2 separate regions of the Homo sapiens genome follow, and region 1 is linked to region 2. Evidence: chromatin contacts called from ENCODE Hi-C or POLR2A ChIA-PET data. All regions are on one chromosome and are shown on one strand. The core of a region is the stretch at or near the end of the contact, and the rest is flanking DNA. Distances in the headings are between cores, read along the strand shown. Region 1 has its middle 41 kb from the start of IKZF1. Region 2 has its middle 77 kb from the start of IKZF1.

Region 1 (4,329 bases), core at 1,435-3,934, 35 kb before region 2:
TTTTTTAAAAAAACCAGGGATGTTATTGATAATTTTGCATCCTATGCATATATACCTTTCTAAAGCACGGGGCCAAGGAATGTGATTTTTCCTGAAAAGCAGCAAGATCCACTGTGACCAGACTGTGAATTGTGCAAACTGGAGTTTTCCTATTTTGTCCTGACTTAGACAAGCCAAGGAAGCTCAGAGTCAAGGCCTCAATCAGTTTCTAAGCTTCTGTGTATGTTATCTTCCATCCCTCAACTCTCAACAGAGGTTTTTCTTTATACCCTCCACCATCTTCACTCCTTTATATTTCATGCTCCCTGATTTCATTCTTAATGTGGCTGGTTTTTTTTTTTTTAACTCTGAGCCAACTTTAAAACAATTTCAAAATTGGGAGAGCTATTCATAACCAAATTTAAAACTAGTGAAATGTGTTTTGATAGAAAAATGCCTGGAGTCCTGCCCCTTTGGCATTTTTGCACACTCCACATTCACACGTTGTAGGTAGAGGTAGGTGTGACCACCTTTCCCAAGGCACACAACATTCTCAGCTGAGCAAATGAGTTCTGTGATGTAGTCAGCAATTCCAGCTTCGGAAATTCCACAATGGTATGAAAGAAAATAGTTTTGCTCTTATAAGAAAGAGGTTTCAAGCCACAAATGAGTCATGGGCTACCTCTATCTCCTACTGCTCTTTTTCATAAAACCGAAAACTTCCCCTTCCCCCCAAGCCAAACCCTCACCTCTCCTTGTCACCTCTTAGTCCTAGAGAATCACAAGTCTGAAATCACCCTGAAGTTCTTCCTTACCCCCATGTTCAAAGACACACAGAACCTACAACAGAACCTATCTTCCTAGTGTGTCTTTCATTCATGTTTTTCTTCCCTCATTCAATATGAACCCTGCATCGTCAGACCTCTGTCCTCTCTGCAGACTTTCCCTGAGCCAGGCTCCCTCCCCACTCTGCTGCCTGGTCTTTCTGGTCCTGGGGCTTGTTCTGCCCTCCTGAGGCCTTCCCTGTCCACTCAACCTCGCACATCACCAGCCCCTCTATCTGACTCTTCACCCCACTATCCTGATGATTCTTCATGATGCTGTTCCTCTCTAACAATATTCATTTTTTTTCCTCTTAACTGTCTCTCTTCCCCACTAGAAAGTAGGTGCCATTAGAAAAAGCATTGCACCTGCCCTGTTCTTTTGCTGTATTTCTTGAGATACTTGAGAATACTTAAGGGACTGAATGAATGAATGAATAACTCACTTTACCCAAGTCTGTCAGCATCATTCCGCTGGGCGCTTGCAATAGCTCTCATTCTCTGCCTCTGAGTCCTCCCATTTTACTTTACCTTATATAAGAGCTTGACTAATTTTCCTGGAATACTTATTACCTTTTAACATCTTTGAAAAGTTTTCCATTCAAAGCACAGAACAAAGTCCAAGCTGCAGAGCATGCTTTTGACTATTGCTTTCATCTGGCTTCTATCTATGTTTCTAGCATTGCCTCCCTGGAAACTAACTCCACTCCATCTTAACATTTCAGCTTCAGTTGCAACCAGGCATGCCCCCCAATTCCAGGTCCTTTCTCATGCCATTCTCCCTTCATTTAATTCCTTCTTCCTATTTTCAGGTGAGAGGTATTCCCATGAAGAATGAAAATATTCTTCAGAGTCAGTTAGCTTTGGATTCAGATCCTGACCCACTATTTACTACGCATGGGCTCTTATTTTTTCCCCCTCTTTGATGACATGTGAAGATGAAATAAGAAAATATGCATCAAACACATGGCAACATTTTAGTTTCCTTACCTACATCTTCCATTTTCTACAGTCCTTCTTGTAAGAGCTGCTTCCAGTCTGTGTATCTCCCAGAAGGCATTCCTAACTGCCTGTGATTATGTCTTTAGTAAATTTTCTTCCATGTTCCATGTCTGCACACATCATAGGTAACTTAAATTTACTTGACAATGTTATCTAACTCTCTGTATCTATATCATCCCTTCCCAACTAAATTTTATCCTCATAAAGGACAGGGAACCTGTCTTCCATTACGTTTCTTTTTAGCTTGCCCTCCAGAAGGTTCTGAATAAATGTTTAATACTTTTGTTCATTCATTCATTTATTTGATAATAAATACTTGTTATGTGGAAGGTGAGATGCTCAGCCTTGTAGAGGGGGATGCATATGAAGCAAAAGAGAGATTTTTTTTCTTCAAGAACTTACAATCTTTTTGGCTTTAATCCACAGTAAAAAGTGCATTATATAGTGATTTTGTTTCTCCACTATGCTGGGAACTATGCCAGCACCAACGATGCTGGTGAACAAAGATATACATAGTCTATGCCTTAAATTCTTACAGACCAGATAGTAAGAGAGAAACTGTATCAAAGGAGAGATTAATTCAAATTTAATAGACATTTAGGATAGAAATAAGTGAAAAGGATAAAGATAATATAAAACAAAAGTGTAAGAAAACATTTCTTACTGGATTTTCAGTTTGAAAAAGAAAGATCAGATTTGCTATTCTGAAATATCCTGAGTTGGCAATTATCTGGTTAACTTCCACAGTTTAATATAGAGTTCCTCTGGGAGGAGAGCACCCTGCCATTTCATATTGGCCCCTGTAGATCTTCTCTTTCAGATCATTTCCTGTTTTGTCCAACTTCACTGGGTTTGAGGCTACTGAATGAGAATCAAGTCCAGTGATGACTCAGTACTGTGTTCACTCACCTAATCTAGGAAAGGCAAGAGACAGAGGTGGGAGGGACCTTTTCTTCCTCTTTTCCCATTGTGCTTTTGAATCAATGTGTTGTAGTCAGGGATAATCACAATTATGCTTGGAAATTTTCAAAGAAAAAGTTTGTTAATTGACTTAAAGCAAGGTTAATCAACCAGACGGGAGTGACCTCTTTGGGGCCTTCTCTCTATTCCAGAGAGAAGTGGTGTGGTGAGTGTAGTCTCCCTCCTCCTGCATGGCCTTCTCAAACCTTGACTCCATCTTGGGGTGCAAGCTCTCAATGGAAATTCACAGGTTGTCTGTTTAGTTCTTCATCATATGGTGCAATAACACACATGGTGGATTATATAACCTATTTTTTTTGTGGGTGGGGAGGGCAGTCCCATTACCAGAACAAGTCCCCCCAGTGGAAGGCAGAAGAAGAAGGGGAGGGAGATGGGCATTTTCAGAGCCTGAGGTGTGCCAGGAAATGTACGTTGGCTTACCGGTTCCCATGAGAACCTTGTGAAATGGTGATCTCTGTTCACATCTTCAGATGAGGAGTTTGAGACAGTGAGTGGAAGGTCTGGGTGGTGGCCTGCTGTACTATCCTGACTCCACAGAGAGATAAAACTGCCAGGTACAAATGAAAAACAGAAATCCTGCAACTCCCTGCCATCCAACTACCGATTGTTTAAAATCCAGGAAGTGCAGGGTTATCTATGGGGTAGGGTTAGGTGGAGATGGAAAGCTGAGATGGTTCCTGAACACTTCTGTTTGGTTCACTCTATTTGCCATCAGAGGCAGTCGGACTCCACCGTGGTTTTTCTTTTTTCAAAGAATTTCTGGCCCCTTCAAATTCAGGAAGTTATGGAAATCAGGCAACAAAGTATAATCATGACATTTTCTACCCAAATAGGCACTGAAAGTTCAAAGTTTCCAGATAAGCATTCAGCTTCTTGATACTTATCTAACCTTAAACTTCAAGCATCCTGATGTTCATTAGATTCAAAACCAGAGAAAGTCAGATATCTCTTTTGTAAAAGAGTGTTTTCTACCATCATTGCTGCTATAATTTAGGAAGAGGGTGCTGAGTATTCTAACTTTATAGTTAGTCATGCCAGTAACAAATATTGTCCATAATATGCTACTAGGAGGGAAAAAGTCAAAATCCCATCAGTAAAAGATTGACTTATAAACAGAACAGGGTGTCCTAGTTATCTGAATACCCACAGATAGAGATCTCTCCCACACTGAGGCCTGCCCATAAACAAGGGCTGCATCCAGGCACGCATCACATGTAGAAAAAGCTGACACATGCTTATAAAGCACAGTGATTGATTCACAAAGATGTGTCCATTCTGGAAAAAAAATAAGGCCCAACTCAATAAAGAATGAAAAAAAAGTTCCACCATCTATTTGTATCATATTTTGTACTTTTCAAAACACTCTCACTCTCATGATCTTACTTGATCTTCCTAATTATCAGGGATATAGGTAGAGTCATTATCATTGCCATGACACAGCCAGAGAATTTTGAGGCTCATACACATTAAGTGGCAGTGATGAGGATCTGCAAGAAGTAGCCCAGGGCTGTTGCTGGGATCCAGGCTCATGCTTTCCTAACTGTGA
Region 2 (4,818 bases), core at 1,162-3,661:
AACTCGATTTGTAAAAACCACTGTCAGAACATGATTTAACACTACTGCCAGCTGGTGGTGGGTTACTATAATTGCAGGTTTAGTTATTTTATGCCATGACTAGCTTCTAGGTAAATTTGATTCCTGAATTCTTCTCTTCCGTGACATGTCATGGTCAGAGGCACATGTCATCCTATTAGATATCTTATTTATTTAATGGAGGAGAGCTGTGTTTGAGCTCTGATGAGCAGCCTGGTCTTCAAAATACCCAATCATCCACTCGTAATGGGGTTTCCCTAAAAAGATGCATTAAAAATGGTTTGGAGACAGGGAAACACATTATAAAATTAACAGACTAGCCCTGGCAAGAAATAACAAGCCCTGGCAAGAATAGAGCCTTGCCTAAATTAACCAATGATCTTTCTTTCCCTTGCCTCTGGATAGTTCTCCAAAGCAAGGTAATTTGTTTCTTTCCATCCTGGGTCCTTTATAGGCTAGGGTCTAAATATTGACCTCTCAGTTTTCTATACATATTACCATTTTTGCACCCAGCTGATCTCTGGATGATTAAATTTTTCCAAGAATATCTTCATTAAGCCTCTCTTATGTAAAAAATAAAATCTCTAGAGATGATTTTTGATTCTTAAGCCTCATAAAGCCAAAACCAAACAAAATCAATACCAACTCCTCTCAGACTACATATTGTAATTTTTCCACCCTGGATGAAATTGGTGTTCCTAACAAAATTTCCTTAAATAGTTTGATCATTCCTGCACCCTTCCTCTTTCCCATCACCCCCATCACCAAGTTCCAGTTCAGGGATGCCTAGTCCATGTTTTAGAATTCTAACTTACCTTTGAAAATTTCACCAGAAGGAAAGAATTTAATGTTTCCAATTAATCAATAACATAGACTGAAGATGAAGATGGGGGATCACTAAATAAACAAGTGAGGAAAAAGTAAACACAAACACTGAGTTTTCCCAAAGCTAGGTGCATGTTTTCTTATATGTTTACACACCAAATATTGGAATGCAGAGCATGATCTGTATGTGATTAATATGTATGTTTTGATCATGCAATGCCTTCCAATATCAGAAAGGTTAACACGTGAGAAATTAGTCTGTAGTATTTCCCCAACATGAATGTTTACAAATATTATTACATCTATGATAGTTTTACAATCAATGGCATCCTGGAATGAAGAAAATGGAGTATCCTTCCTTCATGATCAGCCCTGTCTTGATGATGAATGTGAACAATTGAATGTTTGGCAGAGCATTTTGAGCACTTCAGTAATGCAGAATGACCACTCTGCTTTGGATCGTTTGCAAAATTCAGCCACAAAGCAAAGCCATGTCTGGAGCCAATGGGAGGTCTATATTTACATTTTAGGACGAGACTTGCTTCCTTTAAGCCTTAAAATACTGCTGAAGATTGAGAGAAAAGAGGAACACTTCTAACTGGAAGGGGTTTGTTTTGCTTTTCTCATTTAAAAAGACAAATTTAGTTAAAATTTTAAAATAATCTAACAAGATAAAGATGAAGTTTCCTATAACTACAAACACAAATTAAAATAAAATTCTGGGTTTTTGCTAGAGATGAGATTGGGTGTGGACAAGATGGGATTTTTAAGGAGACTTTTGTGTGTAATCTATTATTACTTTTGTCTTTGAAATGAATACATTGAAGAAGTCATTAACAATTAGCTACTGCCAAAAAGAATTGTTGTATTGGCTCTTGTGCAGGCTGACATGCTTCTCATTCACTAAAGGGGGAGCGGGATGGAGAACGCCGAGCTCTCCACAGAAGTTGGAGGTGTTTGGAAAGTTCCTCCAGAACACCAGCTGCCTACATGACAGTCACATTCAGTAGGAGAACACGGGCACATGTGCTATGCTTCAGGATAGATATTCTCCTGGATTTGAACTGTAATGAGATTAATGCAGAAAAACAGCAAGACAGGAAATATATGTTGATTTTGATACTAACTGTGGCAGTTAAACCACAATTATCTTTGCACAATAGTGTTCAGTGCTTATGTAGTTAAATAAGTGGAATTTTTAAATACATGGATTTTCTTCCCATTTTAAAAAGGAGCATGTCAGGAAGTATTACAATCTATGACAGAAAGGACAAAATGAGGAAGGTGACGTTTAGCTGAAAATAGGAAACTGATTCTAAGAACTGCCAACTTGAAACCCAAATCCTGATTCCCTCCACTAGATAATGACGCAAGGAGTTCCTCTGTATTCACAGCAGCTCAGATAACTTAGCTGTTTTGTAAGAATCCCCAGGAGTTGGAAACCTTAGTTCCAAACAGAAAATATTTGGTACTTACCACCCACTTAAGCAAATAATGAGAATCGCTGCCCCTCCCTCAGTTTCCGAGTAACTCAGAGCTCCCTCTACCAAGGACACCGGGGACATGGAACCTAGCAGCCAAGTGCTCGCTTTGCTTAGATCTGAAGACCTAGTTCTGGGAATTTTTGCTTGTAAATATAGAAGACAGTATGGTACAGTGGAAAGAGCGCTGATTGTGGAATCACAGACTTTGCTAGGAGCTTTGTGTCTGCCATTTATGTATTGTCCTTGGACCAGTAAGTCCCTTGCTTTCTGGAAGTGTGGCAAGGGGACCAGTATTAGCTGTATAGCTCCTAAGATTGTTATAAGAATCAAAATAAGACAATGATAGAAAAAGTGCTATGGGCATTATGACATTCCTGACATTATCATTATTATTAAGGAATTTGAGTTTAGAGTTTATTTAGAGTACTCTAATTTTTAAACTATGAATATCCTCTTTGTATAAAATCAGGCCATTTTCTGGTATTTTCCTAATTCTAATTTTCTGTCAAATCTTCCAATATAGGTGAATGAGAGAACAGATATATTTCAAGCTAACTGGAGTAAACCTATATGTTATCTAACATTACTCTCCTTACCATGTATGCAAATTAGCCATTAGGTTAAACCATATTAAATTGCTAATTATGGAGGTAAAAATAATTCAGTATTGGCTATTGTAAACTTTTCAACCTAATACTACCATTCTCATCATATAAATGAATCAGATGGGATGTACAGAGCTAAGAAGATAAGAGATAAGAAAATCAGCCCAAATTTGATTCTTTCTGAAGTGAAACAGAGGACGGCAGAACAGAAATTTGATCTCAGGGCCCCTCTGCATCTAAAGCCTCTGCACCATATTGACAGCAATTAAAAGTCAGCTTAGTAAATTTTCTCTGTTGCCTGGGATGTAATTTTACTGGGCTTGAGATGAATCAGCACAGCCTGAAACTCTTACCTCCCCACTCATCCTGGGCTTCATTTTGCTTTTATCAGGGATTCCCCACACTTTCCATCACCAGCACTGGGCCACTCCAGTCTGCACCTTTCTGGCTCGGAACACAGCCTGAGGAGCCATCTTCGCTGTATTAGTTCCACAAGTGTCATTCTAATCATCAAGCATCTGCTCATATTTTTGACCTTGATTATATGTCCTTTTCATCTTAAGCACTTTCTTTGAGAATTCAAACCCAAGCTACGTGTTTGAGCATTATCCAAACCTCTGAGCACACTTTCTTTTGAGAGCCTTGGACCTTGGAATGCTACCTCTTTTTTGTTTGTTTTTTTGATTGCTTTGACACTGATGAGACTGTGCCTAGAAATCTGAGTTTTAGAGAGATACTCTTTGTTTGTAAAGGAGTGCATCAGCTTACGTTTTTTGAGAGATTACTATTTGCAGGCACTATGCTAAATGCTTTACACGTGCTCTGTATTTTAATTCTCATAGTAACACTCTGAGATATGTATTGTCATGAACTCACTTGACAGATAAAGAAAATGAATGAAGCACGTGGAAGTGAAGGGTCTTGCTCAAGAGTGTGTGGTTAGGAGGCACTGGTGCTGGGATTCTCATCCAGGCTGTTGGACTTCAGATCCTGAGCTCTGTCACAATATTCTATTGTCTCCTTGGTGTTGGATCCTGAATTATTTCTTCACTTATCTAAATATTTAATGCCAAATATTTATATGTAAATGGGCACACTTGTGATTCAATATCCAGCTTAAACATGATTTTAAATCCAAGTAGCCATAAATATATTCATATTTTGTATCAAGTAAACAAATCTTTTGACAAATAACATCTTTTTACTTTTAAGGAGATGTTTGGGTCCCTGTGGAAGTAGTCCCTAGCTAACGTGAGATGCCTTGATGCATGAGCCAAAGTGACAAGCATCTAAGCCCCTTATTCTAGCGATTTCTGCTGTTTTGTATGGGATTACGGAAAGACATGAGAGGCCATTTCATGCCCTGGAGCATTACTGCTGAGCCCCAGGATGTCACAGGACCCTGACAATAGGTGGTGTAGGATCATGCTCATGCTTAAGTGTTGAGGAAATTCTCTGCTTGTTAATTTATCAAAACAACATTTAGGAAAATCTTGCCTTTTAGCTTCGGGGAAACCCTGACCTTTTTTCTAGATTTTGTTTTGCTTTGTTTTGTGGTGCTTAAACTAATGAAGAATGATGAATGTGCATTACTTGTTTTTCTAAATTATTAACAGTTCCTTGAAGTACAGACAAAATCATGCAGGGAATGTATTTATGGCAGATAGCATGATATAGTGGAATGAATGAGACAGGCAGAAATTGAGGGACTGGCTTACATGTTGGCCCAACTACCTACCAGCTACATAAGAGTGGGAAAGCAAATTAAGCTTTCTGAATCTCAGTTTGTTTTTTCCTTCATTCGTTCATCTTTTAAGTTTCTACTAAGTGTCAGGTGCAGACTTAGGTCCTGAATAAGACACTGTAATGGTGTCTTTTTTCTTCTG

The links. Hi-C counts contacts between places; a loop is a spot of excess contacts on that map. ChIA-PET counts read pairs that join two places held with the same protein, here RNA polymerase II (POLR2A). Pooled maps may share reads with other maps.
Region 1: a loop to region 2 is called in a map of CD4-positive, alpha-beta T cell, with 2.7 times the contacts of the local background. The contact joins two enhancer-like sites. A Hi-C loop is called at or near these places in 12 of 168 maps with a recorded cell type or tissue (CD14-positive monocyte, CD4-positive, alpha-beta T cell, CD4-positive, alpha-beta memory T cell and 5 more), 20 of 37 single-sample maps with no recorded cell type and 17 of 50 pooled maps. POLR2A ChIA-PET finds 5 or more read pairs at or near these places in 16 of 52 experiments (CD4-positive, alpha-beta T cell, CD8-positive, alpha-beta T cell, GM12878 and 10 more).

Annotation. Positions count from the first base shown.
Region 1 is chr7:50,261,431-50,265,759 of GRCh38, reverse strand. No RefSeq gene overlaps it. Among named protein-coding and RNA genes, the nearest start is that of IKZF1, 41 kb to the left of the region's middle. Within about 2 kb of position 2,684, at least 4 of the 41 ENCODE cell types and tissues checked have a DNase peak (open chromatin) inside an H3K27ac peak, as active enhancers do; they include CD4-positive, alpha-beta T cell, where a contact is called at or near this core.
Region 2 is chr7:50,225,389-50,230,206 of GRCh38, reverse strand. No RefSeq gene overlaps it. Among named protein-coding and RNA genes, the nearest start is that of IKZF1, 77 kb to the left of the region's middle. Within about 2 kb of position 2,411, at least 3 of the 41 ENCODE cell types and tissues checked have a DNase peak (open chromatin) inside an H3K27ac peak, as active enhancers do; they include CD4-positive, alpha-beta T cell, where a contact is called at or near this core.